3 separate regions of the Mus musculus genome follow, and all the other regions are linked to region 2. The links are chromatin loops, found by intact Hi-C in ENCODE. Cell type or tissue: gastrocnemius. All regions are shown on one strand. Links, peaks and the distances in the headings refer to the core of each region. The heading gives the core; the rest is flanking DNA.

Region 1 (10,020 bases), core at 2,872-7,871, 79 kb after region 2:
AATACAGAAAATGTGGTGTTTCTGTACAATGGAATACAACTCAGCCATTAAAAACAAGGTAATCATGAATTTTACAAGCAAACTGCAAATTCTATCCTGAATGAGGTAACCCAGACACAAAAGTACATGTATGGTATGTACTCACTTATAAGTATCTATTAGCCATAAAGTACAGGATAACTGTCTTAATTAGGGTTTCCATTTCTGTGAACAGGCATCATGACAAAGGCAACTCTTATGCAGGCTGTCTTAGTTAGGGTTTTATTGCTGTGAGAAAACACCAAGACTAAGGCAACTCTATAAAGGACAACAATTAATTGGGCGTTTGCTTATAGGTTCAGAGGTTCAGTGCTTTATCATCATGACAGGAAGCATGGCAACATCTGGATAGGCATAGCACTGGAGAAGCTGAGAATTCTACATCTTGTTCTGAAGACAAATAGGAGAAGGGCATTGTCTTCTAGGCAGCTAAGAGGAGGATCTCAAACCCATCCCCACAGTGACACACTTCCTCCACAAGGTCACACCTACTCCAACAAAGCCATTACTCCTAATAATGCTACTCCCTAGGGCAATCATATTCAACAACCACAAAGTCAAACATTTAATTGGGGCTGACTTATAGGTTTAAAGGTTCAGTTGATTATCATCATGACAGGAAGCATGGTAACATCCAGGCAGGCATGGTATAGGAGGAGCTGTGAGCTCTACATCTTGTTCCAAAGGCAAACAGGAAAAGACTGACTTCCAGTTAGCCTGGAGGAGAGTCTCAAAGCCTACCCACCACTTCCCCCAGCAATGCTACACCTACTCCAACAAGACCAAACCTCCATATAGTGCCACTCCCTGGGCCAAGCATATTCAAATCACCACATTCCACTCCCTGGCCCACATAGGCTTGTTCAAACATGAGTCTATGGGGCCCATAATCTAGTCAAAGCATAATGAAAAAATATATTTTGTCCAACTTCAAAAGTTCCATAGTCTAAAAGAGTCCAAAATTCAGTCTTTTCTGAGATCTTTCAATCATTGATATGTAATCCCCTAAAAAACAAAATAAAAAGGCAGATCACATACCTCCAACATCACAGGATATACATTACCATTCCAAAATGATATTTTGAGGAAATCCTGAACAAAAGCAAAGCCAAAAAAACAGCTAGGAAAACTCCAAACTCTGCATCTCCATATCTGATGTCAAAATACTCATCAGATCTCTAACTCCTTCTGCTTTGATGACAGCAACACATTTCTTTCTTTGGGACTGGTTCCACTCCCTGTTAGAAGCATTCCTCAACAGGTATCCCATGGCTCTGACATCTCTATCATCTTGGGGACTCTAAGGCAACATCAACTTTACACCTTCTTGTTCCAATGTCATCTTCTGGGCTCCTCCAAAGAGTCTGAGCCATTTCTCCAGCTCTGCCCTCTGTAGCACTCCAGGGTCTGGCTGATTCCATTCCACTGCTGCTGCTGTTCTTGGTGGCCATCCCATAGTACTGGTATCTCTAACATTCTGGGGTTTCTCAATGCAACTAGGTTTCATCAATATCTTTCATAGGCTCCCTTCATGGTGCCAAGCCTCAACTTCTTTGCATGACACTTTCTGTCCTGGACTGTCAACTGCCACTGAGGCTGCACCTTCACCAGTGGCCTTCCACGACCTCTCACAGTGCCAAGCCTCAGCTTCTCTCCATGATCCTTTCATGCCTTCAAAACCAGTACCACTTGGGTAATTCTTAAACGTTACCAAGTTCAGCTTCAGCATGGCTATTTCTGGAACACAGCTTATTCATGCTTTCAGAAAACACTTCCTAGAAGATTTCACCTCAGTGATGCCAGTCTCTTCTTAGTAATGACTAATTTCTTAGCTCTAGCTAACCAGCATCATCAATCGTCCCAGACTCCTACTCTTGATTCTAAAGCCAGAGCCACATGGCTGAAGCTGTGGAATTCTGCTGCTCACTGGAGCTGGAACATGCCTCTTTGTTCTATTGTATTCTCACCAATTTTCTGTTTTCCAACGCCTTCACTGCCTATGCTTGGCTGTCCTGGGATTTTCTCTGTAGATTGACCTTGAATTTAGAGATCTGCATGGCTCTGTCTCCTGTTACATTGGGATTAAAGGCTTGTACCACCATGCCTGGACTTAAGCTTCTCATGACCACTATTCCTCAAGATCTGGATCACAGTTTTGCCCTGCATTTCTGGATTGTAGTTCATTCCAGATTAAAAGTCCAAATGAAAGCAATATCCAGATAATAATAATGCCTAGATATAACTATTTCTTGTTCAACAGCAAATGTATAAACAGTAAGCTTAGCTGGGTAGGATCTTCCCCCAAAGTTACCCACTTAATTTGCTTATCTCCTCAAACACAGAATTCAGCTCCATTGTACTTCCTGGTGCTCTCTTATTACTGGAACACACATTTTGTAATTTTTCTTATTAAGTTTGCTGTGTTTCATCAAAATGATCTTCATGAAACCAAACCATAACACAGATTCTAAACTGAATTGTTTTGAGACCTCCTTTGTCAGTGCAATTAATTTGACTCTCTTCACCTTAGCATCAGGCAGACTCTTCAGACAAGTGTAAAACCCAGCAACATTCTCCACCAAAGCATGGTAAGAATTATCTCCAGAACTCTATCTTGAGAATTCAAATTACCCTCAGCACCAATGTCTTCCATATTCTTGCTAGGATAGCCCATTAAGCTCCACTTTATAGCATTCCATGCCTTTCCAAGTCCAAAGTCCCAAAATCCACAATCTTCCAAACAAAAGCATGGTCAGGCCTAGCACAGCAATACCTCACTTCTGGTACCAACTTCTGTCCTAGTTAGGGTTTCCATTGCTTTGAAGAGACATCATGATCAAGAAAACTCTTAAAAGGGACAACATTTAATTAGGGCTGGCTTAAAGGTTCTGAGATTCAGCTCAATATCATCATAGCAGGAAGCATGCATGACAGCATCCAAGCAGGGATGGGAAATTGATACTCAAAAGAGAAGGGGGAGTGAGGGGAGGACTTGTGTGAGGAGGTACTGGGAGGAGAGGAAGGTCTGATATTATGTTGTAAAGTGAATAAATAATTAAATATTTTTTAAAAAATGAAAAGAAAAGAAAGCAAGCTGAGCAAGCCACTAGGAGTAAGCCAGTATGCAGCACTCCTTCATGACCTCTGCAACTCCTGCCTCAGGATCCTGTCGTGCTTGAGTTCCTGCCCTCACTGTTTTTGATAATGATCTATTATATGAAACTGTGAGTAGAATGAACCCTTTCATCTTCAGTTTGCTTTTGGTCATGGTGTTTTACCACAGCAATAGTAACCCTTAACTAAGACAAATATGTTCTATGTTCCAACATATAACTGGTTAGATTTTTAAATTTTAATTTTCACTATTTTAATTATGGGTACATGTGTATCAGAAGTATGTGAATATTAGTGCCGGTGCCCATGTGGTCCAAACGAGAAAATATCTGATCCCTTGGAGCTGGAGTTACAGACAGTCACAAGCTGCATACCTTGGGCACTGGGCACTGAAGCTGAGTACCCAGCAAAAGCAGCAATGGCTCCTAACTGCGGAACCATTTTTTTATAGCCCTTGGTTAGAACTTTAGTTTAGTTTTGGCTTTTAGATTTATATATTTCATGAGTATAAGTGTTTTGCCTTCATGTATGTATATGCATGATGGGCATGCCAGGTGCCCACAGATGCCAGAAGGGGACATCAGAGTCTCTTGAACTGGAGTTATAGTCATGAGCTGTCCCATGGGTGGTGACTATTGAACCCAGGTCCCCTGGAAGAACAACAAATCCATTTAACCACTGAACCATCTTGTAACTTTAATTTTTTCAAGTCTTATTTTTAATGATGGATCTTAAATGCTTTAACCTCCCTTGTAGCCCACCACCCACCAGAGGGAGTGGAAAAGAAAGGATACCAGAGAAGTGGACCTGTTTAGAAAGGTTCTTTGAAGCAACTCCCATCTGTGTTGTCAGGAAATCAGTTCACTGCTTAGCAGGCAGTGGCAGCTCGATCCACTTGCAAACACTTCAGGAATACACCAGCAGTGCAGTTCTGTAGAGTTGGGTTAGCAACAGTGGTGACACAACCTAGCAGAGACAGTTAGGCCTCAGCCTTGGCACAAGTTAGCCAGAGGGACCAGGAGGAATACCAGGAGAAGTTCTTGCCTGTGCCTCTCCCAGGGAAAGGAAGACCAGGGAAGACAGGAGACCCACAAGCATTGCACAGCTAGCTCTGCCAAGCTCAGCCCCAGTCACTGTCTGTCGATTCCTTTTTATACCCTCCAAACATCACAGGTCCTCCACGGGTCTTGACTCAGCACGTGTTTTGTCTCAACACTGTCTCAGATGACATCACTCTGCCAATCAGGCCGAGTTGGCAGAGGTGGCAAGAAACCATAGTATACCACCAGAAGTCTTTTGGTGCATTTCTCTTTATGGAGTCCTGACAAATGCAGCTCAACTACACAATGTAAGGTGGACCGATACATGTGTGTTGTTAGCAAAGAATCCTTCATCATGTGTCCTTTCAGGTACTTGTTTTAGCAGAACATCCTCTCTCCTGTGTCTGCTTCAGTGAAACGTTCCTTCATGAGTCTGCCTTAGCCTTTCATCTGTGTCTGTTTCAGGAAAACGCTCCTTCATGTGTTTGCCCCAACAAAACACCATCCAACTGACTTTCCAAAGAACCCTTAAGTTTCCCCTTCACCATCTCTCCAGCCCTAACCCTGGTTACTTTTATATGTCAACTCAAAACTATTTAAGTCACCTTGGAAGAAGATCTCAATGAAGAATTGTCTAGATCGGTGATAAGTTATTCTCTGCCATCGAAATGAGCCAATTCAAGCCAGATTAGAGTATATAAAGGCAGGTTTGTTGGGAAGCAGCTCTAGGGCAGTTTTACTGGTCCCAAGGAACTAGGCCAGCGAAGTTACCCCAGGGAGAGAGACAGAGGGGATGGGGAAAAGAGAAAGAACCTGCATACATAAGGAAAGAGAAAATGCACAGAGAGACAGAGATAGACACAGAGAGAGACCAAAATGTCTACATTATATAGGGAAGAGCCTCTCGGGGAGGAGAGGACCTGCCCTTAGGCTGGAAAGTTCAGAGCAGAGGGCAGGGTATGCCAGGTAGGGGCTGAGGGATGCTGAGGGAACCTGGAGACCAGGTCCCTGATTTTGACTATGGATGTAACTAGGTAGATGCTTCATATTCCTACCTGAACTTCTCTATAACTATGGACTGTAGTGGCTGGTGTTCTCTTGCTAATCATGTTACCAGAAAAACAAAAACAAAAACAAAGACAAAAACACCTGTTTGCAGTGTCCTGCACACCAGGCTAAAGAAAGCCTGCCCCCAGCTGGATTTGTTCAGCAATAAAGAATTGCTGTACAGCCAATGGCTGGGCAAAGGGAGATGGGGTGGGACTCTTAGTGTTGTGTGGGCTAAGACAAAGGAGGAAAAAGGAGAATTGCCTTGACCTGGCAGAGAGACATGGAACAGATTTCGAGCTGCAGAGGGGAGATCATTCAAAATGTAGGAGGAAAGGGAAAGCAGCCCCAGGAAGGGCTGCCCAGAAGTGTCTTAGGCAGCAAAGACCAATGGGCTTCACAGACCATAACAGGGCAGCAAAGTTAAAAGTAGATTTAGAAGGTGTTGAGCCAGGAATACCAGAGGGAAGGGCATGCTAGCTGCGGGAGGCTTAGAAGTGCCCAACCACTGAGCTAGTAATACATGTTAAAAATAAGCTTATGTGTGTGTGCCTTTCATTCACGGATCCAAAAATAGCTCCTGGGTGGGTGCTCCTGCAACCCGCTGGGAGCCAAAAGTGGTGTAGCTAAAACTCACTGCTACAATGGACTATAACTTGGAATTGTAAGCAAATAAACCCTTTCCTTCTAAGCTGCTTTTTCTCAAAATATTTTATTATAGCAACAGAAATGAAACTAGGACACATATGTTCTATTACTACTCTCCCCTGACTTAAGATTTCTTCTCCTCTCAATGTCCCCTTTCTAGTTTCTTCTCCCTCCCCCCACCTCTTGTGTGTGAGTGTGTATGTTCAAATTTAAGTAACACAGACGAGAGTTGCTCCAAAGAACCTTTCTAAACAGGTCCACTTCCCTTGTATTCTTTCTTTCCCACTACCTCTGGTGGGTGGTGGGCTACAAGGGAAGTTAAAGCATTTAAGAACCATCATTAAAAATAATATTTGAAAAAAATTAAAATATATTTCTGCCTTTTTGTTTGTTTTTAAGACAGGGTCTCACTATGTAGCTCTGGCTATCCTGAAACTCACTGGGTAGACCAGGCTGGCCTCAAACCCACAGAGATCTACCTGTCTCTGCCTCTAAAGTGCTGCGATTAAAGACATGTGCTACCACATTGTGTCAGTATTTGTCTCTGTTAGTTTGGTTTATTTCCCTAAACATAATGATTTTGAACTCCATCCATTTTTTCCAAAAGTACTTGATTTTATTTTTCTTTACAGCCAAATATGTATATGGACCGCATTTTCTTTGTCCATTCACCTGTTGATGACATCTATGTTGTTTCTGTTTCTTAATATATTCTGTTTCTTAATAGTGCAGTGATAAACATGGATGCACAACTACTTTTGTGGTAAAACTTAGAGAGCTTTGGATATTATGTTCAGGACTTATTTAACTGAATAGTCTCTCTCTCTCTCTCTCTCTCTCTCTCTCTCTCTCTCTCTCTTTCTCTCTCTCTCTCTCTCTCTCTGTGTGTGTGTGTGTGTGTGTGTGTGTGTTTTAGGGATCTTTACTGACTTTTATATTTGTTGCATCAGTTTACATTCCCAACAGCAGTATTTAAGGTTTACTCATTCCCTACATACTTACCACCATTTCTTTTCTTTTTATTATTTTTTTAAGATGGGGTTTCTCTGTGTAGCCTTAGTAGTTTCTACTTCCAGATCTCTGAGTTCAAGGTCAGTCTGGGAGAAAGCAAGTTCTAGATCCAGGCATGGTAGTATGCACCTTTAATCTGGGCTACAGCTTCTGTAGGACATTGGAAGAAGGAAGATTCATTCTTAGCTTGCTTTCACTTACTTGCCAGCACATCTGTTAGAACCAGATTCTTCAGGATTCCAGGTTATATAGAAGACCAGCTGAAAAAATTAGCCTTGTGGGACTGAGCAACTACTAGATTCTTGAACTTCCCATTCATAGTTGCCTATTGTTGGGTTAGTTGGACTGCAGACTGTAAATCATTACAATATATTCCATTAATATATAGAGACATCTATGACTCTAGAGACCCTTGACTAATACAGTTGGCAAATATTTTCTCCCATTCTTTAGGTTGTTCTGTCTTCACTCTATAACAATTCTTTTTTTGTTTGTTTGTTTTTTCTTTTTGGTTTTTGAGACAGGGTTTCTCTGTGTAACCCTGGCTGTCCTGGATCTCACTTTGTAGACCAGGCTGGCCTCGAACTCAGAAATCCACCTGCCTCTGCCTCCCAAGTGCTGGGATTAAAGGCGTGAGCCACCACTGCCCGGCTATAGCTTCCTTCCTATTTCCAGGAAAAAGCCATTCATTATTCTATGCTACATGGAGCTACCTGACAGATGGTGCAGTTTCTGTGTCCATCCAGGGGCTCTAGTCATCTTCTGGTGATGTGCTGGCAGCTTCTTGCTGCTTTCTCAGACTCTGGCCAATTGGCAGAGTGATGTCAGCTGATACAAACTCACGTGGAGTTTTGCTAAGACAGACTTATGTGCTGAAGCAAGACCTGTGGAGGACACACGATGTTTGGAGGGATATAAATATGACTCAGTGAACAGTGACAGAGGCTTGGCTTGCTTGTAGCTTTGCAACACTTCTTCACTGATCTCTGCTTCATTGAGAGAGGCACAACAAAGAACTTCTCCTGGTGTCCCTGGTGGTACTGGTTTCTCCTGATGAGTCATGCTGATCTGGCTGAGGCCTGGCTGTTTTTGACACACACACATACAGACATACACAAACCACATCACAAAATGAAAATAGGAGGAGGACTTATTAAGAAGTAGTGAAAGGGGGTAAGAGAGAGATTATTGGGTGTAAAATGGCCCAAATATATTATATACGTATATAATATTTTCAAATAATAATAAATAAGAAAAAAAGAGAAGTGAAAAGAAATGGAAGAAAGAGAGAAAAGGCTGCAGACAAAAAAAGAGAAGAGGATAGGAATGGAAAAGGAACTTTTCTTTTATTAAATTAATTTATTCTGTCATATATTACCTCCTGACTTCAGTTTCCCCTCATTCCTCTCCTCCCAGTCCCTCCCCACTACCTCTCCCCTCCCCATCTATTCTTCCTCCATTTCTCTTCAGTAAAGGGTAGGCCTCCCATGGATATCAACCAAACATGGACTATCAAGTTGTAGTAAGATTAGACACCTCCTCTCCTGTTAAGATGTGGAGAAAAAGGAATACTCCTCCATTGATGATGGGAGTGCAAACTTCTACAGCCACTTTGGAAATCAGTATGATGGTTTCTCAGAAAACTGGGACTCAATCTACCTCAAAAATCCAGCTATACCACTCCGGGGTATATACCCAAAAGATGTCCCATTATAACACAAGGACACATGCTCAACTATGTTCATAGCAGCTTTATTTGTAATAGCCAGAAGCTGGAAACAACCTAGATGCCCCTTAACAGAAGAATAAAGAGCTGGGCAGTGGTGGTGCACGCCTTTAATCCCAGCACTTGGGAGGCAGAGGCAGGTGGATTTCTGAGTTCAAGGCCAGTCTGGTCTACAGAGTGAGTTCAGGACAGCCAGGGCTATACAGAGAAACCCTGTCTCGAAAAACAAACAAACAGAATGAAGAAAATGTGGTACATTTGCAAAATGGAGTATTACTCAGCTATTAAAAACAATGACATGAAATTTGTAGGCAAATGGATGGACCTAGAAAAAATATCTTTAATCTTTAAATATCTTTAAGTTCCTGTTATTAGTTATTAATGAGCACATCTATTCAAATACTAAAATATAAGTAGTTCCAATTTTATGTTTTATTATTTCCCTTCCTTCCTTTCTTTTTTCTTAATATAGGGTCTTACTGTGTAGCCCTTACTGGTCTTGAATTCAGTTTGAAGCCCAGGCTCAAACTAAAAAAATTTTTTTTTAAAAAAATCTTCTGACTAGGTATATGTCTTTAATACCAGCACTCAAGTGAGTTTAACGTCAGTCTGGTCTACATAGAGAAGTCCAATCCATCTAGGGCAACACAGTGAGACCCTACTCCCTATAAAGAACTCTTACAACTTAACAAAAACAAGCAATCCAAATTGGGCTGGAATGATGGCTTAGCCATCAAGAGCAATAACTCCTCTTTCAGAGGTCCTGGATTCACTGTCCAGCACCCATATGGTGACTTAGAACTGTTGGGATCTACAGTTCCGGAAGATATGACCTCTTCTCACTTAGCACTGGCTCTTCTTCCAGAGAACCTGGATTTGATTCCTAGCACCCACATAGAAGTTCACATATGTCTGTAATCCCAGTTCCAGTGAGTCTGACACCATCTTCTGACCCTTGCTAGTTCTTCATTCCTGTGATACACATACATACAGGCAGGCAAAATATCCATAAACATGAAAATAAAATCTCAAAACTTGAAAGAATGACACAGATTCCATACACTAACTTAAGACAAAACACATTTCCTCCAAAATGAAGCAGAACTTCATTATAAGAACTAACCAGTAACCCCAGAGCTTCCAGGGACTAAACCACCAACCAAAGAGTATACATGGAAGGACTCATGACTCCAGCTGCATATGTAGCAGAGGATGGCCTTGTCTGTCATCAATGGGAGGAGAGGCCCTTGGTCCTGTGAGGGCTAGATGCCTCAGTGTAGGGGAATGCCAGGACCAGGAAGTGGGAGTGTGTGGGTGGGGAGCAGAGGGAGGGGGGAAGGGATAGGGGATTTTCGGAGGGGAAACTCAGAAAGAAGATAATATTTGAAATGTAAA
Region 2 (10,020 bases), core at 2,936-7,935:
CCTGTGTTAAAGTCTGTTTTCTATATGGGAAACTGAAGCTCAATGAAGAGCAAGAATTTGACCCATGACCACTGTGTTGATGGGACTAAAACCCAGGTCTCTTGTCTTTTTTTGTTTTTTGTTTTTAAAAAAAACAAAAAACAAAAAACAAAAAAGACAGGGTTTCTCTGTGTAGCTCTGGCTGCCCTGGAACTCACTCTGTAGACCAGGCTGGCCAAAACTCGGAAATCCGCCTGCCTCTGCCTCCCAAGTGCTGGGATTAAAGACATGTGCTGGCACTGCCCAGCTTCTTTGTATGTTTGAGACAGTGAACCATGTAACTTACTCTGGTCTTGAACTTACTATATTACTGAGGATAACTTTAAATTTCTGACCCCCCTGCTTCTACCTCCTAAGTGTACATGCCACCATAATCAACTAATTTTGTTGTTGTTGTTTTTGATAGAAGGTCTTGTTATATAGCCCCAGCTGGCCTCCAACTCCTGGCAATCCTCCTGCCTCAGATTTTTGAATGTTGGAACCAAAACCATGTACTCAGATGCTAAGCTTTAGGTCTCTTATTCCTTAGCCCTATCTCAGTGTACAGCAAGGTAGACAGGAATGTAGGGGTCAGGATGGCTTGGAGCTGCTACTTTAACAGCCTGCCTACTTCCTACTGCCTTTACTCAGCCCTGCTCTAAGTTCCACTGAAGGTTTGGTCCCCGGGGTATCTGGAATAGCCCCCTCTCTATCCCCAGTCCAAGGCAGAGGGGGAACCTGTCAAAGTTCTTTTTCCCCTTTGATGGGGATAGGACCCAGGGCCTTGCATGCAATAAGGTTCTACCACTGAGATTACATCCCTATCCTCAAGGTCTAGGTACAAACTAAAGATAGGTTCTTCCGTGCAAGGTAAAAGAAACTGCTTGGGACTCACCCACTTTTAAAGATGAGTCAGCAGCAGCAGTAGCAGGCTATTGTGGGGCAATGTAAAGGATCTGTACCATCCCACCCTCTGGGGCTGTACCCACTGGCTGCAGCTGCCCCTCCCTCCCTCCATGCTCCACCTTAGGAGGCTCACCAAATACTTGGTCTTTGCACCTTGTGTCCTCACAGCCCTCTGACCAGCAAGGGTCTCCAGTATTACCTAGAGGGGGGATAGACAACATCACTTTAGCAGGGAGAAATTGTGTGTAGAAGAGGCTTGTAGCATGGGCATGGATCAGGACTAGTGGGAAAGTAGTCCCGGAACAGGCAGGTACAGACCACCTCCCAGCAAGGGCAGCATTGTTATGGGATGCAAGCTTAAGCAAAAGGATGCAAATTATGACCACAATTTAGTGCAAGGGAAGAGGGAGGTGTATGAGGCAGGGTGATCCCTAAGGCCAAAGCTATGCTAGCTCCCCACTAGGCTCACCTCTGCCTTAGGCCTAGAATTCTCTAGGCTTTCCTGACTTTACTTACTGGTGCTTTTCCCTCCCCAAGCCAACAGAAGGGCTGGTGGCTCACCACCCCAAAGCTGAAGGTATCGGTGTCCACAGCCAGTCGGCCTGTCTTGATGTACTCCTCAGGCAAGTAGGCGAGGGTACCTCGAACTGTGGAAGTCCGGGCCACAGTACTGCTCTGGCTTGCTTTGGCCCCCGCAAAGCGGCTGAAACGAGCCAGGCCAAAGTCTCCCAGCTTGGGCATCAGTCTCTCATCCAGAAGCACGTTAGAACTTGGAAACAAACGGAAGAATGGCACCAGTTCAGGTCCTACTACCTTTCTGTTTTTCTGTCCCCTACACCCAAATGGTCCTGATAAACTGGACTAGAGGCGTACTGCTTATGGAAAGTGGCTGCATTGCATCCCAGCTGTCTGAGGGCCCGCAGTCCCTGAGCCCCTTCACATTGTTTGGCTTCTGCTCACCACCGTGGCTTTATTTGTATACTTGCACCATGCAGGGGTACTCATAGCCCTAAGTACTCTCAGCTCTGAGGTCCCAGGCAACACCTGTTCCCATATTCACAGGACTGGGCAGGAAGAATATCACAGGGACACTCAGAACAGAGCTGTTCATTGAGCAGAGGGTCACTGTCTCCCTGGCCATATGACTTTCTATAGCTCTTCTGAGCCCCTCCTCACCTCTTGATGTCTCCATGGATAAGGCTGGGGCTATCCTGATGTAAAAACTGAATAGCCCGGGCTGTGCCCAGAAGAATGTCCAGTCGTTGAGGCCAGGAAAGTGGGGAGCAGGCCTGGGTCTGGAGTGACAAAGACAGAAGCACAGAGGCAGCTCAGGGCAGCTGTTCTTTGACCCCCCCCCCCCAAATTCCCCTCACCTGTCACTGTGCGGCTTGGGGCAAGCTTTATTCTGAGCCTCTGGAGAATGAGGAGTAAGACTGTCTATGACCTAATTCACGAGCAAGTGGTAGCTAAAGCTATACCGAAGGTTTTGGCAAGCACTCTACAGCTGGGATACCAGCTAGGAACATTTCACAGGACTCAAGACAAAATGTGATGGGCTCAGCTCTACCTAACAGAAAGTGCTGGTGCCCTTCTCCCTCTCCTCTCTCAAAACAGTTTGAGAAGGAAGCTCTTATCCTGTATATGTGGTGGCTTGTGAGTATGACATTCAGGCATGGCTCAAGCTTGGGTTCAGTCTGACAGCCTGTCTCCACTGGTCCTCATTCCTCAAGAGCTATATGTGGACTAAATACTAAATCCTTTAGCTACTCTGCTTGCAAAGCCAATAACTCCCAATAGAGGAACAGTGGGGAGAGGACAGAGGAAAGAATTGTATGGAAAATCTTGGGCCAAGCTGAGTGTAATGTAACTCTAGCATAGAGCAGGCTGACGCAGAAGAATTGCCAGCTTGAGGCTAGCCTGAGCTGGGTAGTGAGGTATTGTCTCAAACAATCAAGCCAGTAAAAAGGAAGAAAGAAAACCCTGGGCCAAATCTTGAGTTTGAGGGGGAGCCAGAAGCCCAAGTCCTGCCTGACACAGGCTAAGGGGCTATGCCAATAAAGGTGCCAGATCAGCAAGGACTACCTGAAGGTGGAGCTGATCCTCCAAGGAGCCATTGGGCAAGAAGCCATAAACAAGGCAGTATAAGCCACTCTCTGCACAGTAGCCAGCAAAGTCTACGATATTTGGGTGACGAAACCTGTTATAAAGAGTGGAGTCTGAGTTCTTTAATTTTCTGGGTTCTACTACTTTTCATCAGGCCAGGCTAGGTAGGCAGCACTTGATGTTCCCTCACCCATGCCAGGCCAGGCCTTGAGGGCCCAAGGGAGCCAGATCTTGTGTTGTGCAGTCCTAAAGACTGATGAGGCCGTGGTGTGGCTCACCTTGTGCCCCTAGACAGGAGGGACCCCCAAGGCTCACCTTGATAGCTGTTCCACCTCTGTTAAGAAGCTCTGTTTCACCATAGTCCACTCTAGGTCAGCTTCCTGTAGCCCCAGGCATGGTGGGGTAAGAGGTAGGGAAAGTAGGTGACATGAGCCAAGCTTGCCAGTTGTTTCCAGGCCCAAATCTATGGAAGGCTTGGGGTCCTTGAAGGAATTGCTTGGGGAGGCTGGAGACTGCAGAAGTGAGGGGCTGATGGAGGGAGGAACTAGACAAATAAGGACTGATAGATTGTCTTCCAGGTGTCTACCCCAATGTTACACCTACCTCCTTCAGTCTCTTCACAGCATATGTAGTATTTCTCATGACTGCTCGGTACACACATCCAAAACCACCCTCTCCAATCCTGAGTTCTTCAGAGAAGTTGCAGGTGCCTTGGGAAATCTCACAGAAGGGCCAGCAAAACGGGGAGGGATGGGCTCTTTGGAGGCCAGACACTGGGCTCTCTGGGCTTGACTGCTGGAAGAGACCATGGACCAGGCGAGGACCCTATCTATTCCCTTTGGTCCAGGTTGAAAGCTCCCTTCAACACTAGTTGTCTCTCAGATGACCTGGCTGTGCTGATTTGGGCTCTGTGGTACACCAAAGGTTAAGTTTCTTCCTCTTTGTCTGGAAAATTCCCTGGGGGTTAAGAGACACCTACCTTGGTGGAGGAAGGGGCTGAAGATGGTAGTGGTGGCCCGAGGGAAACAGGGAGTGGAACCTGGAGGAGCTCTGACTCAGAATGGGTCTGGGAGCCTGGAAAAGCTTCATAAAGATGGCAGTGAGAGGCAGAGACCAGCAGCAGTCTACAGCCATGTCAGCAGTCATGGTGGCCTTTTCCTCAGGCATATCAAGCCCAACACCCGGGTTCTTTTTACCTGGGGAGAGGAAGGTGGAGGCAGAGGACTGCAATTTCCGGGGGCTCCAGTCCCCGGCCTCAGAGCCTGCAGAGATGCTGCTGGGCCTTGGGGCAGCGGTGCTTGGGGGCACAACGGGGGCAGGAGGGTGCCCTGGGATAACAAGGAAGGAAAGGAGGGTTGTGACTCAGAGCTCTCTATCTCTAAGTGAAGGGGTGGGGGGGGGGGAGTTCCCATATGGTTCCCTGTCTCAGGAAACTCTGTACCCGTCACCCCTCTTGGGTTCCCATCCCTAGGGTCCCTGGGGCTATGCTCGCTCACAGGCTGTGATGATGTCCCTCGCACGCAGCAGCTGCAGGTGCGTGAGGATGTGAACGAGGTCAGCTACGCGCGCGTTGCGGTTGATCCAGGGCCACAGAACACTGGCTGTGCGCTGCTCGGAGCGCTCGCACAGCCGCAGCTCTGTCTGGTCGCGCACGATCAAGGCCGCTGCGGGATGGGGAACATCAGGCTTCAGCTCCAGAAGCCTGAGTCCACCACCCCACGCCGGCCTGCCGTCACCCACCGAACTGGCACCAGTCGGCGGGCTCCAGGGCGTCCATCACTTTGTAGAAGCGGCACATAACCCAGGGTGGCACCTCGTACAAGAAGTGCTGGGCGCCTGGAACCACAGGCTCCCCGGGGCCCGGCCCCCCGGCCATGGCCGCCGCCGCCGCCCCCGGGCCGAGGCCTCTCGGGGCCTCGGCGGGCGCGGGCCTTAGCGGGCCGGGTCCGCGGACACTGACTCACTTCCCCTTCAGGCCGGCCTCGTGCGACACCCGGCCGGGCGGAAGAGGCGGCGCTCGACCCGCCGCCATCTTGCCCTCCGCGGCCTTCCGCCACACGGGGGCGTCCCGCGCCGCCCTTGACGCGGGGAAGGAGCTCTGCTACGTAGGAGGGAGTCCCTAATGGGAGAACCGAGGTCTGTGGTCCTACACAAACATCTGAATAGGGCTGAACAGGATGAAGAATGACTTCCAGTTCTAGAGACAAAGGGCACGATGTTTTTACACGATGTTCTACAAAGGCAGTTTATGCCAAGCCTGGTGAAAGTCACGGAGAGGCTACCCTCGCTTTAGTTGGGGAGCAGTTTGAGAGCCAGCCAAATTGTTGGTCAGTCAGGGTTAAATATGGGTAACAAAATGGCCCTCTGGCAGACTGTAGTCATTTGGTGATAAGGATGGATGCCCTGAGAATGGTCTGGAAGAGTGTATACCATGCTACTGCTTGTGTGCTAGATCTCCATGCCCCCACCACGCCCCCAGGAACCTTCCAGCAGCTGGGCCAGCAAGTGTTAGATCACAGAATCTGCCTGTGCAGGATTCTAATTAGCTTTCCAACTAACACATTTATGTCTCTTAACATACACATGGTGTTCGGCTCTAAATGTCCCTTTCCTTTTTCTGTCACACTTTTATCTTAGTTTGCACTTCTCTCCATAAGGATAGTAGGGTCTAGCAGCTTCTCCTACCCCTTTCTAGAGTAGTTGTTGGTGATACCACCTGTTGTGACCTTTAGCCACATGAATGAGTGTCTCTTGCCTATTCCTCTACTGTTCTCCATTCAGGGTTTTCTTTGGCCTTTTTGGTCACTATGACACACATCTCAGCGCACACTACTTTCTCATTATGCTCTCTGAAGTCCTCTTCATATGAGTGCACTACTCTTAGCATTAGCCATTGCCACTCACCTGCACAGACTGTATGGCTTGGATAGTGCTCCCTGCTCAGGTGGTCTTCCTCAAGTACAAATCACTAAAGCCCAGCTCTTTAAAAGAGCTGTTAGGAAGATGGCATAGCCAGCCTCTGTCCACCCACCTGAACTTATATACACCAACAGCCTTAAGCCAGATAGAACTCTTTAGATGTTGGGCTTGGTGGTACACCCCTTTAATTCCTGCACCCAGAAAACAAAGGCAAGTGAATCTCTGTGAATTTGAGGTTAGCATGGTTTAAGTTCCAGGTCAGCCAGGGATACAAAGTGCAACCCTACCTCAGATCAAGACCAAACCTGAAAAAAACAAACAAACAAAAAACAAAACAAACAAAAAACCCAAACCCTGTTTAGTAGGTGTCCTGAAAAGAACTTATTCTGTTCTGAAATTGAGTTTGCATATACACCCCTGCTGTAGCCATTCCTGATAAGATTGAACATAAACAGCTGTGGGGAAAACTTCCTAAACCCAGCTCCTCTCTTGAACACACCTTGAGCTTGCTGGAGTTCTGTACCTCTAAACTTTTCTCACTTCTCACTGCCCAGGGATGATCCACAGGCAGCAACTTGGTATTCCTTGTTTGGCCAGCTGAAAGCATGCTTGTAAAGCGGCAGCTTTCTTCTCCTGACCAGTTTCCCCAACAAACACTTTTTGTCATATCAATCCTAACTACAAAGGGTTCTCTCTCACTAGCCTGACCTCTAAGGAACTTATAGTATGTCTTCAGAAAGGTCTACACAAGATCCATGGCTGGCTCCCACTGGGGCCTCTTCTTTGAAGCCACAGTAATTGTGGCCACTCTCAAGATGAGGTCAAACTAGATGTGGTGGTGCATACCTGTAATCCCAGAACTCTAGAATCAGAGGTAGGAAGATAACTAAAATTTCAAGGGCAGCTTGGTTTACAATGCATAGTTCCAGGTCAGCCAGAGCTACACAGTGAGACCTTATTATAAAACAAAGCTTGGCATGGTGGCTCATATCTGTAATTCCAGCACTTGGGAGGCTGAGGCAGATCACCCTACATACTCAGTTCCAGGCCAGCCTAGAGTAGAAGTTGGACCCTGACTAAAACCAAAACAACCCAAGAGGTTAACCATATGCTGAGCTTCCAGTGGTTTCTCATGGGTCAGTCTATATTAAGATGTGCCAACTCCATTATCCAAAATTATCATGTGTATATATGTTAAACTCTATGGGCAGGGATTTGGTCCTTTTTATGGACGGGGGACTCTCAGTGTCTGGTACACACCTGGTACTCAGTGTATTCTCCATGTCTATAGGTTGAATCATCAATCCTTTCATGTAACATTTGAGGCCAGAACTTCAAGATAGCTTCTAGGTATGCTCACAATTATTTGTGACATGCCATTATCCTCTCCTCCAGGCCATATCAACCTATGGAGTAGGTGGCTGCAGAAGGCTCATATTCTTACAGGAAACCAGTGACACAAGGACTCCCTTTGGGCAGTTCCTCATAGTTGGGAGGAAAGTGTTAACACTATGGCACACCAGGACCTAGCAGCTGCCCCTGCCACACTGGTCAGGAGAGGGAAGCTATGCTCTAGGCACACTTGTGTCAGGCCTTCCTGTCGAATGCTGGTGTAGTATGCTTGAAAAATATTGACACAGAGCAAACTAAGGAGGATGCCAGTATATGAAATAGGCTTCCCTACCCTCCCACACCTATCCTGAGAGAGGCTACTGGGGTTCAGGGATAGCTGAATCAAACATATCATGCTGTCAGGTGAGCTGGAGGGGACTGGTGACTTATAATGAAAGCCCAGACCTTGAGTCACTTTCACAGAGAGATTTATCGAGAATGCTAACAGCACAGGATACAGTACTTCCCAACAAAAGGTGCAAACGCATCACTTAGAAAGGCATGCTGAGTATTCTTTGCTTTCACATGTATTAAAAAACTTACAAAAATAAAATGAAACCGCGTGCTGCCCATCTTTTCAAATAGTAAAAGAACCTTATGAAAAACCACTTGATTTTACAACAAAAGACACAAACGGACATTTTTATGTAAATTTATAAGGCAAACTCTTTATATAATAAATAGGTTACAGGGGTTCAGTGGGGTGTGTTTTTGAAACGTATACAGGTACATTCAGACAGGTTTACTGAAATGGTACAAATTTCCTTAATAAATTGCCTTTTGTTTTTAAATATATCAGTGCTTTCAGTCATTTGGCTATACACAAAGAACCTTTTGTTTTGAACACTACAAAAAAGCAATCAATATTTTGTTTTTAAAACGACCTACTTATTTTCTAAAGTAATTGTCCCAAAGCACAAAAACTGAAGGTGAATACGACAGAGGGCTTTTCAAGACCCCTCCAGCCCAGCTAGGTCTGTCCTGGATCTTTCTCTCTGCCTTGTCTGCCTGCTCCCAACCTTAGATGAGTTTTTGAGCTGGTGACAAACACAAGGTGGCTTGTCACTGGCTGCACTATTCTACAGATCTCACCCCCCCTGGCTGGCAGAGGGGAGTACAACATGGATTTTGGAGGGGGCATGTACCCTGTCTGGTTGTTCCAGCTAATAACTACTATAGCCAACTGGTCACTACAGGTAGAACTGTCCACATGAGGCTCCAAGGGAACACTGCTCTGTTCCTCTTACATTAGGCTGGAACAATCTGCAATGAGAATAACACTTTACTGAGGATGTTTGCCATAGAAACAGGTGGTATCTCAGGCCCAGATTTTGTTGGGAATTAGATCACATTGAAGGAAAGGAGTCTCTGCTATCATTTTATCCCCCAGGCATGGCGGGAACAGAGATATCAGATTAGTACTGTGTACTAGGGGGCAACATGGAGTATGACAGAAGTGTCCTGACTGGTCATGTCTTTGAAACATGCCTTGTAGACAATAATGTCCATGGCCTTGACTTATCTATTAAGAGGTATCTTAGGCAGGGAGCGGCTAATTTATCTTCTGTCTTCTCCCCATGTCCACAGTGGGTCATCCTCCTGAAAACTCAGACCAAGCCTTTCCATACTCAGTGAGCACAGCTCTGTGTTAATACTCCTTTCCCTCCTGGCACTCCTAGATTATTACAGCAGTAGTAATAATCTGGGAAGGAGAAGCAAAGAATCCATTGGGTGGAAAAGCTGGTTTTGCTTTGACTTTGAAAATGGCAAAACATCAGCTTCAGTCTCTTGACTTGGAATGGAAAACCAGTGCTTAACTTTTGGTAGCTTCTGGCTGATCTGGGCAGGGATCAATTCAGATTGCCCCTCTTGTCTTATTCACCACTTCCCTCCCTTCAAATGCTTTGTTTGTAATGAAAATGTACCTAGAAGCATTTGTCTCTGGAACAATTACTTTAAACATAGTTACAATACAGACTTCATTTCAAACACAGAAGAGATTTACTTAGCAAAGTTCCTTTCACCCACCAAAAATTACACAAATAGAAGCCTCAACACCACAGTTAAAGAGGACCAGTAGAGAAAACCTCATGTTTGGAACACAAAAGGAAAAATAAAACCAAACCAAACCCAACAGAAAAACCCCAGAAAGACAAGGAAAGGGCAAGGAAGGAAGAGGAAGGAGAGCAAACACAGCACACATTACAGTGTCCAGGTACACAGGGAGCCCAGCACAAGGAAAGGGCTCGGCACACGTTGAGTAACAGTCCTGGTGATATTTGGTCATATATTCATCAACTACTGACTCTGGAGCGGCTGTTATTGACTGAAGCAGTGACAAATCAAATGGAAAAGGAGGCCGTGCTAGCAAAGTAAGGAAAAGGCTTCAAGTTCTGTAAGCCTTTTGCACTCCATTGTCCAGCTGCCCAGAAACATTGAACCAGGTGGCCTGCTCCATCCAGGCAGGGTTAGAGGTCACCAGGTGAAGCTAACTTGGGTGCTGATCTCACATCAGCCATAAAACATGCATATGGACATACATGGTCACCTACCTGTCAGTGGCCAAGTAAGTAGCAGTGGAGACAACCCTTTGGCTTCTTCTGCCCCCATCTCATGCCGGCTGGGGAATAATGTTGTGACACTCTACTAATACTGATTACTCCCTAGAGCAAGGCCCTAGGA
Region 3 (10,020 bases), core at 2,487-7,486, 92 kb after region 2:
GTATATAACTGTTTTGTCTTTGTGTATGTATGTGCACCACATGTGTGCAATACTTCTGGAGGCCAAAAGAAGGCATTGGATCTTTGGAATTGCAGTTTTAGACCATTGTAAGCATCCATGTTGGTGGTAGGAATTGAACCTGGGTCATCTAAAAGATGTTCTTAACCCCTGAAACATCTCTCCAGTCCCTCTCTGTCTAATTTGGATTTATCATCTGTGATCATATTATCCTTCCATGTAGCCTTACCATTATTTTATCTTTGTTACTTTGAGTAATAAATGAATAAATATCTACTTGGACAATATACAAAGAATAAAAATACTTGTGCATACTTGCTATTTTTTTGAGATAGGGTGTTATATATCTCAAGCTGGTCTTGAACTTGCCATACAGACAAGGATGAACCTGTACTTCTGTTTTTTCCAGCCTTCAGTTCCCAAGTGCTGGGATTACAGGTGTGTGCCACCACACCTACTTTATGTGGTTCTGGGGATCAAGCACACTGCTTCATATGTGGTAAGCAAGCACTCAACCCCCTGAGCTACATTTCAGCTCCTGGTTACTTTTCACTTATGCATTCTTAGCACCATCCACACATGTTTTGCTATTACTATATATGTATTTATGTTATAATAATATGTATATATTAACATAAATACATGTAATTGTGTATTAAGTTAAAATGTTCATAAAGCTTCTGTATAATAGAGGTCTGAATGAGTAGAGCTCTTTTAAATAACTAATACAGGCGCTAAAGAGATGACTTAGTAGTTAAGAGCACTCATTGGCTGCTCTTCCAGAGGACCTGGGTTTGATTTCTAGCATCCATATAGTAGCTCACATCCATCTTAACTCCAGTTCTAGGACATCTGATGCCCTCTTCTGACATCCTTGGATACTGTGTGCATGAGGTATACAGACATAGAACAAACACCTATACATATAAAATGAAATGAAATGAAAAAAGTTAAATAACCAATATTGAACATGTGCATGGTAGTGAAATGCCTGTAATCTCAGCATTGGGAAGGTAAAGGCAGGAGGATCAAAGGTTGGTTACATGGTGAATTTGAGGCCAACTCAGACTACACTAGATCCTATCTCAAAATAGCAAATGAATGAATCAGTGAGTGAGTGAACGATCAACATCTTTTATTTTCATATTTTTTAATTGTTTCATTTCTTTTTATTTTTTAAAAATTATTTATTTACTTTCAATTTTTGTGTACACTAATGTTTTGCCTGCATGTATGTCTGTGAGAGGGTGTTGGTTCTCCTGGAACTGGAGCTACAGACAGTTGTGATCTGTCATGTGGGTGCTGGAAATTGAATTTAGGTAGAGAGCAGACAGTGCTCTGAGCCATAAATACTGAGCCATATCTTCCACCCCAATATCTTTTCAATACCAGATATCTACCCAAACCCAGAGGTTTTTATTTTTACTATACAAGGAACTCACAGCACCTCAGTTCTGTCAACAGAGATGCCTGAAAAACCTGGACATGCATACACATATACATATGTATGTATATATATATATACCCATATATGTATGTGTATAAATATATGAACTGTGGCCACTTATAATAAATGGGGTATCAAACTATAAACAAAGGCTAAAGTTTCACTTTCTAGAGGATCTAATTCTTACTCAATTATCACCCTACTGTCCCTATAGGTTGTGATAATATATTGTGAGTCTGTACACTGCCAGCGCCAGGATTTTTTCATTTTCTGGGGCACCTGGCAACTGAGATATTAAATACCTGACCGTGGCAATTTCCTGATACTGGTTCCCCACAAAGCAGTGCCAAAATGAATATAATAGGTCAGCAAGATGGATCAACAAATAAAGTGCTTGCCATAAAAGCCTGATAATATGAATTTGCTCTCTAGAATTGACATAAAAGGTGGAAGGTAAGAACCAAAGATGCCCTCTGACCCTGCCACATGCATACTGTGCATGTATGCATTCACACATGCATCATATTCATACTACTACTACTAACAACAACAACAATAATAATACAAAAATGAATAGCACTGTTGACATTCCAGACATATGGGCATCTTTGTGGTGTGCTGGAATCCTTTGTGTCTATACCAATACCTAGGGCTGTCACTATGGCAATGGAGGAGTCTCACAATGTAGTCTTTCCCAGCACACCGCAAAGATACCCACACGTCTATGTTTACAAGTTTGTTCTCTTGCTTGTTGAGCACATTCAAGCATTTTGCCTGGCCTGAAACTATGTGAACCAGGCTGACCTGAAACTCACAAAGACCTGCTTGCCTCTGTCTCTATAGTGCTGGGATTAAATTTGTGCATTACCATGTTCAGCAACAGTGACTTTGCTTTCAATAGCCAAGTTACAGAATGAACCGAAGTGTCCATTAGCACAGGAATAATAAAGAAAATGTGGTATGTATTCCCAAATGCAGTGTTTATTTAGCCATAAAAAATGAAATTATGTCATTTGAAGGAAAATGAATACAACTGAAGATAAATATGTTAAGTGAAATAAGTCAGACTTGCAAAGATAAATATGTAATTTTCTTCATGTATAGAACCCACATTTAAAAACTTATATGAGACTTGAAAGTGGATAGACTATTTGGGGAGATGACTAGGACTAGTTTATAGGGTACAAGAGAGTAATAAGGGGTGAATATGTTCAATGTGTGTGATAGACAATTTGTAATGCCATCAAGAAGGCTATTATTTTGCATGTCAATATATATACTAGTAAAAAAGAAAAGAAAAGAAAAGTCTTAGCAGAGGATGGCCTTATCTGGCATCAATGGGAGAAAAGGCCCTTGGTCCTGTGAAGGCTTGATACCTTAGTATAGTGGCATGCGAGGGTGGGGAGGTGGGAATGGTGGGTGGATGGGGAGACACCCTCATAGAAGCCGGAGGAGGGGGACAGGATAGTGGGTTTCTGGGGGGGGGCGGAATCAGGAAAGGGGATAACATTTGAAATGTAAATTTAAAAATATCCAGTAAAAGGAAAAGAAAAGAAAAGAAAAGAAAAGAAAAGAAAAGAAAAGAAAAGAAAAGAAAAGCTAGAGTCTGGAGACAATGACTGTGGTTGCAATTTAGACAAATAGGCTGAGCCTCAGAAATCCACAGCACTGGGGATCTAACCCATGGCCTTATACACAATAGGCAAGTGCTCTATCACTGAAGCACATATCCAGCCCACAATCACCTTTGGATGCAGGAATTTGAGTTATAAACATATTAATCTTGGCTTTTATTCAGTCAAACTATAATATGTTTTCAATTGAGCTTAGGTCTGTAGGGGAACTGGGCCAGTCTGGATTGACTCATCTCAAGCACTGCCAAAGATGTGCCATACCAATTCCTGGGGAAATCTTGGCTTTTGATTAAAAAAAAAAAAAGCAGCTATTTGAAACAGTCAAATTATGTGTGGTGGCATATGCCAGTAATCTCTGAACTTGGGATATTGTTAATTTGAAACAGGGTCTCACTCTGTACCCTAGACTTGCTTGAAATTAGTGGCAATCCTTCCTCCTTAGCCTATTAAGTGTTAAGATTATTGTTAATTTTAATTTTGTGTATGCATGTGTGTGAACATGTGTGTTATAAGTTCCCCTGCACATGTGCTTGTGGAATCCAGATTGAATTTAGGTATCTTTCTCTATCACACTCCACTTTATTTTTAAAATATTTTTATTGTTAGTTTTTTATGTGTATGTGTGTTTTGCCTACATATATGTCTGTGAACCACGTGTGTGCTTAGCAGAGGCCAGAAGAGGGCAATGACTAGAGTTATAGATGGTTGTGAGCCATCATGTGGGTACTGGAAATCAAACCCATGTCTTATGGAAAAATAGGCAGTTCTCTTAACCACTAAACCATCTCTCCAGCCACTTTACCTTATTTTTTTTTTAAGGTAGAAGCCTCTCACTGAACCTAGAGCCCTCTTTTCATATGGAGTTTTACATGCATGTGCCACTACTCCAGATGGGTGCTGTGAACTCAGGGACTTATACACAGCGAGCACTTTACCCACTGATCCATACCTCTAGTATCCCATATCCTTTTTAGTTAATCAAAAACAGGTCTCACTGCATATCCCTGGCTATCCTAGAACTCTGTGCAGATCAGGCTGACCTGGAACTCACAGAGATCTACCTGCTTCTCCCTTGTGAGTGCTGTGATTAAAGATGAACCTAGACTCCTTTTATTTTTTAAAACTAAAAAAGCAATGAGGAAAAAAAAAGAAAAAAAAAGGCAATGAGATTTCTGGGTTCAGGAAACAGAAGGAATACAACAAAAATCCTAACGTCTCATATTCTTCTAAAAGCATAAAAAAATACGAGGAGAAAACAAATGAGCCCGTTGGTGGCCCGTGCCTTTTATCCTAGCACTCGGGAGGCAGAGGTAGACAGATTTCTGAGTTCGAGGCCAGCCTGGTCTACAGAGTGAGTTACAGGACAGCCAGGGCTACACAGAGAAACCCTGTGTCAAACAACAACAACAAGAACAACAAAAAGAAAAAAAACAAAACAAAACAAAAAAAGATTCTCTCTCTGCAACTGCCCAATAATTTACAATTTTCAAGAACCCAGGACGCAGACAACTGGCAAACTCCAGATCAGAATGCAGAGTTCAGGAAACCAGAAAAAACAACCACTTCATGCCACTAGGGTGTGACAAGGCAGTAGGAGGTGCTAAGGATCTCAGCGATCCCAGAATGTACTGTGATCCAGTACAGCAAGACATTGCCCAACTGTGCTTGAAAACACCAGCGTGCAGATGAGCTCAGGTCCAGTCAGAAGGCTCAGAGGAGCAAAAGGGAAAGAAAACGAAACTGGGTGGCCATGGGTACGGAAGCCCAAAGAGGTGCTGGGACCAGAAGAGGGCGCCTGAGAACCGAGGAAGCCGCAGATCTATTGAGTTCCCCAGGGCGTACCTGTGCTAAGCTGGCATCTAGGAGACCAAGAATATTCAAGTATCAACAGCGAGAACAAATGCAAAATAAAAGGGGGGGGGGAGGCTGCATTTGCACAAAGGAGAAAAAAGCCCACAAAGTAAGCAGTCTAAGCAGTGACAAGCAGAAGATCTCCAGCAATGGTTCTCCCCCCCCCCTATTTTAAATTGGATATTTTCTTTATTTACATTTCAAATGTTATCCCTTTTCCTGCCCCCCAAACTCCCATACCATCCCCCTCCCCCTGATTCTATGAGGGTGTTCCCCCACCCACCCACTCCCGCCTCCCCACCTTCGCATTCCCCTACACTGGGGCACAGAGCCTTCACAGGACCAAGGGCCTCTCCTCCCACTGATGCCCGACAAGGCCATCCTCTGCTACATAAGCAGCTAGAGCCATGAGTCCCACCATGTGTTTTCTTTGGTTGGTGGTTTAGTCCCAGGGAGCTCTGGGGGATCTGGTTGGTTGATATTGTTGTTCCTCCTATGGGGTTGCAAACCCCTTCAGCTCCTTCAGTCCTTTCTCTAACTCCTCCCTTGGTGACCCTATTGGGGACCCCACGCTCAGTCCAATGGTTGGCAGCAATGGCTTTTAATGTTCTCAGTGATTCACTGTGTTCTTCTTGAGTTCGTGGGTTATTTATTTTTTTATAGATTTATTATTATTATTATTGTTATTATTACTAAGTTATTTATTTATTTTCCACCCTGATTGTAGCTTTCCCTCCCCCTTCTCCTCCCAGTCACTTACTCTCACTTTCCCTCACCCTAATCTACCCTTTCTACTCCTCAGAAAAAGGGAGGTATACCATGTGTCTTAGTCAGGGTTTCTATTCCTGCACAAATATCATGAGCAGGTTGGGGAGGAAAGGGTTTATTCAGCTTACATTTTCCACATTGCCGTTCATCACCAAAGGAAGTCAGGACTGGAACTCAAGCAGGTCAGGAAGCAGGAGCTGATGAAGAAGCCATGGAGGGATGTTCTTTACTGGCTTGCCTCCACTGGCTTGCTCAGCCTGCTCTCTTATAGAACCAAGACTACCAGCCCAGGGATGGTTCCACCCACAAGGGGCCTTTCCCCTTTGATCACTAATTGAGGAAATGCCTTACAGTTGGATCTCATGGAGGCATTTCCTCAACTGAAGCTCCTTTCCCTATGATAACTCCAGCTGTGTCAAGTTGACACAAAACTAGCCAGTACACCATGTCTATATCAACCAGCCTTGGCATATCAAATTGCAGTAGACTAGGCACATCTTCTCCAATTGAGGCTAAACAAGGCAGCCCAGTAGTGGAAAATGATTCCAAAGGCTGGTAACAGAGTCAGAGAAAGCCCCTGTTCCAGTTGTTACAAGTTCCACATAAAGACTACGTTGCACATTTGTTACATATATGCAGAGTACCTAGGTCAATCCCATGCATGCTGTCTGGTTGGTGGATCAGACTCTGTGAGCCCTTATGAGCACAGGTTAGTTGGCTCCTTCAATCCTTCCTTCCCATCTTACACAGGATTGCCCAAGCTCCACTTTATGTTGGGCTGAAGGTCTCTGCACCTGTTTCCATCAGTTGCTGGATGATGCCTCTCTGATGAAGGTTATGCTAGGCTCCTGTCTGCAAGTACAGCAGATATATCATTAACAGTGTCTCATGGCATGAGTCTCAAGCAGTCACTGGTTGTCCCTTCCCTCAAATTCTGCTCCATCTTTTTTACCTCTGCACATCTTGTAGGCAGGACAAATTATGGGTCTAAGGTTTTGTGGGCAAGTTGAGTCCCAATCCCTCCATTGAAAGTCTTGCCTGGTTACAGGACATGGCCAGTTCAGTCTCCATGTCTTCCATTGCTAGGAGTCTTAACTAGAGTCACCCTCATAGATTCCAGTGTCCTAGGTCTCTGGCTGGTCCCAGAGTTTCCTCGCTATTGAAGAATGGATAAAAAAAAGGTGGTGCATTTACACAAGAGAGTATTACTCAGCTGCTAAGAACAATGACATCATGAAATTTGCAGGCAAATGGGTAGAACTAGAAAAGTATAGTTCCCCCCCCCCCACCTGGGGATCCATCCCACATACAGTAGCCAAACCGGGATGCTATCTAGGATGCCGGGAAGTGCTTGCTGACAGGAACCTGATATAGCTGTCTCCTGAGAGGCTCTGTCAGAGCCTGACAAATATAGAGGCAGATGCTCACAGCCAACCATTGGACTGAAGGGACTGAAGGAGCTGAAGGGTTTGCAGCTCCATGAGGGGAGCAACAGTGTCAACCAGTCAGATCCTCTGGAGCTCCTGGGGACTGGACCACCAACCAAGGAGTACACATGGAGCGACCCATGGCTCCAGCCACATATGTGGCAGAGGATGGCCTTGTTGGACATCAATGGGAAGAGCAGCCCTTGGGCCTGAGGGGGGTTGATGCACCAGTGTAGGGGAATGTCAAGGTGACAAGGCAAGAGTGGGTGGGGGATCACCCTCATAGAGGCAGGCAGAGGGGGGAAGGGATACGTGGTTTCCAGAAGGGACACCTGGAAAGGGGATAACATTTGAGATGTAAGTAAAGAAAATATCCAATAAAAGAAAAAAATTGAAAAAACAAAAAGGAAAATATCCTGAGTGAGGTAACACAGACCCAGAAAGACAATATGGTATATACTCACTTATAAGCAGATATTAGGCATAAAGTACAGGATAACCATGCTACAATCCACAGACCCAAAGAAACTAAGTAATAAGGAGGACTCAAGGGAGGACTCTTGAATCTCACGCAGAAGCAGAAATAGATTAAATATCGGGGTGGATGGAAAGAGGGGACTGGATGGGGGAAGGATGGGATGGGAACAGGAGGGATGAGGTGGGGGGATGAAGGGAGAGTGTACTGGAAGAGACAAATGGATTGGGGAATTTATATTTTTCATGGATTCTCTGTGTTTGAATCAATTCTTGTCATATAACTTTTCTGTTTTGTTTTGAATGTGGGTGTCATGCAGCCCAAGATGGCCCCAAACTCACTATGCAGTACTGAACCAGGTCAGAGGAGAGTATCAGGTTCCCTGAAACTGGAATTATAGATGTTTAAGAGCTACCATATGTGTACTGGGAACTGAACCCTGGTCCACTAAAAAAGCAACAAGTGCACTTAACAACTGACCCATGCTTCCAATCCCTATAAATTATTTTTGATATGTAATTTGTCATCATGTTGGCCAGTGGATACACCTTCCCACGGGTCTTTTGTGCTCTTGCCATCAGTTCTGGTGCAACCAAGATGCTTGCAGCTCATCACGCACATGTTTTACTAGGAAATATTCATCTAGTAAAGCAATTTACAAACACATTTAAAAAAGTGAGTTCCTATTAAAATTTCCAATTTCCAGGGTTTTTTTCGTTTTTGTTTTTTTTTTTTTACATTTTTCTCCTTTTTACACTGAAGACCAGGATCTGTGGAACTCATTTCTTATTTTTGTTGTCTTATAATGTGAAAGCTTGTAAACAATACATATATGAAAGGGGGGAAGATTGCTCTGAGTACAGGAACTGCACCCAGCTGAGAGTTCAAAAGAGATCATAAGGCATGGGTATCACCAAGCACAAAGTAGTTAGAAGTGACTCACCTGGCCCAACCCAGCTTTAAGTTCATAACCAAATATAGTGCAATACATTTTGCATTTAGTCTGGCAAAAACAAGACTCACACTCTTGGCTTTATATTTATCCACTAGTTAAAACGAGAATAACTGAACCTGGCAAATGTTAGTGTTATTGTTGTAGACCCACGCTCCCTACCCCCTTGCTGAAGGCTTTTGTGTTTGTTCCCCAACTGTTGAATTCAGTAGTGAGGGTTCTAACTTCATCAATGAAATAACCTACTAATGGAAATAAAAATTGATAGAATTTTTGAGAGGCTGCCAAAAATATGTTGGTGAAAATGAGTTGTTAAGTATTCAAGGTACCTTCAAGGGGTACCTTGTCCCTACACCCTTCCTTTTTCTCTGTTTCCTTACTGGCTGCCATGAAGTGATTATCAATTCCTATAGGCTCCTACCTCTATGATGTGTTTGTCCTGAATCAAGCCTATAGGAAACTGAGCCCATCTACCAAGGGCCAAAATCTGTCTTCCTTGTAAGTTATTAGAAGGTATTTGTTACATCAATATAAAGCTCTGACTGTCATGTGACTTTTCCTAAGGAAACATAAAGAAATGTCTACTCACTGCAGAACAAGAGAACACTGACAGACCAAAGAAAGTATTCCATCTTGGAAAATCGGTGAGTTCATTGGGTTACTTCCAGGAATGTGGGGGACTCAAAGAGAGCCACACTAGTGGGAAGACCCTGGGCAATTTGTGGGCAGCTATACCACTAAAGAGTTCCACCAATAGCGTGGGTGACTCACAAGAAGCTGTAGCACTAAAAATGCCACCCACAGCATGCATAATTCATAAAAAGCTATACCAGAGAAAAGTCCCTTCCACCAGTCAGCCTTCCATCTCCCACACAGGACCCGTGAGACCCATGATCTGCTTGTTTCTTTGCTTATTAGTGAGTGTTGTTTTGGGGTCATTCACAGCTATTCTGATTCAATATTGCAATTGCCATGTCCATACTAGAGGAAACAGCTATGCAGCACTAACATACCCCTATTAGAAACTTTAGTGCTGTTTGATGACTTCTTTTTTTTTTTTTCCGAGCTTTCCCCTGGCCTTCTTTCACATCCACCATGGGCTGTGTGAGATTTAGTAGGTTTTTGTTGTTTGTTTGTTTGTTTGTTTGTTTTTGTCAACTTAACACAAGCTAGGGTCATCTGGGAAGAGGAAACCTCAGCCAAGTAAATGCCTCCATTAGTCAGGGGGGGGGGAGGCATTTTCTTGATTATTTATTGATGTCAGAGAGCCCAGTCCACTTTAAGAAATGTCACCCTGGGCAGGTGGTTCTGAGTGGTATAGGAGATTAAAGTGAGGGACCAGGGAGATAATTCGGTAGGTAGAGGCACCTGCTGCCAAGATTGACAATCCGATCAGGTTCAATCCCTGGGAGCTACATGTAGAAGGAGAGAACTGACTCCCACACATT

Evidence for each region. Hi-C counts contacts between places; a loop is a spot of excess contacts. Peaks named below come from ENCODE experiments on the same cell type or tissue, not always from the same donor. Only the 100,000 strongest peaks of a DNase experiment are listed, where the experiment ranks them.
Region 1: it touches region 2 in a loop (3-fold over the local background); 8 of 42 quality-filtered maps call a loop at or near these places.
Region 3: a loop joins it to region 2, with 3 times the contacts of the local background. A loop is called at or near these places in 8 of 42 quality-filtered maps.

What each region holds. Positions count from the first base shown.
Region 1 is chrX:74,098,240-74,108,259 of GRCm38, forward strand. No RefSeq gene overlaps it. Among named protein-coding and RNA genes, the nearest start is that of Mecp2, 18 kb to the left of the region's middle. In gastrocnemius, for the core only: a CTCF peak has its summit at 5,383 (motif pointing left); no DNase peak of the experiment used is centred there; H3K4me3 peaks cover 298 bases; H3K27ac peaks cover 1,776 bases.
Region 2 is chrX:74,018,843-74,028,862 of GRCm38, forward strand. Irak1 (interleukin-1 receptor-associated kinase 1) reads right to left here and starts at 5,079. Exons shown (of 15, transcript NM_001177973.1): 1 at 4,768-5,079; 2 at 4,524-4,691; 3 at 4,224-4,355; 4 at 4,007-4,110; 5 at 3,631-3,822; 6 at 3,343-3,407; 7 at 3,007-3,121; 8 at 2,101-2,219; 9 at 1,486-1,693; 10 at 1,058-1,123. The coding sequence starts at 4,903. It overlaps Mecp2 (methyl CpG binding protein 2), which reads right to left. Exons shown (of 4, transcript NM_010788.4): 4 at 7,750-10,020. It overlaps Mir5132 (microRNA 5132), which reads right to left and starts at 4,756; the gene lies at 4,686-4,756. It overlaps Mir718 (microRNA 718), which reads right to left and starts at 5,094; the gene lies at 5,007-5,094. In gastrocnemius, for the core only: a CTCF peak has its summit at 5,086 (motif pointing right); DNase peaks (open chromatin) are centred at 4,057 and 5,069; H3K4me3 peaks cover 1,820 bases; H3K27ac peaks cover 1,883 bases.
Region 3 is chrX:74,110,919-74,120,938 of GRCm38, forward strand. No RefSeq gene overlaps it. Among named protein-coding and RNA genes, the nearest start is that of Opn1mw, 12 kb to the right of the region's middle. In gastrocnemius, for the core only: a CTCF peak has its summit at 4,874 (motif pointing right); a DNase peak (open chromatin) is centred at 4,884; H3K4me3 peaks cover 781 bases; H3K27ac peaks cover 894 bases.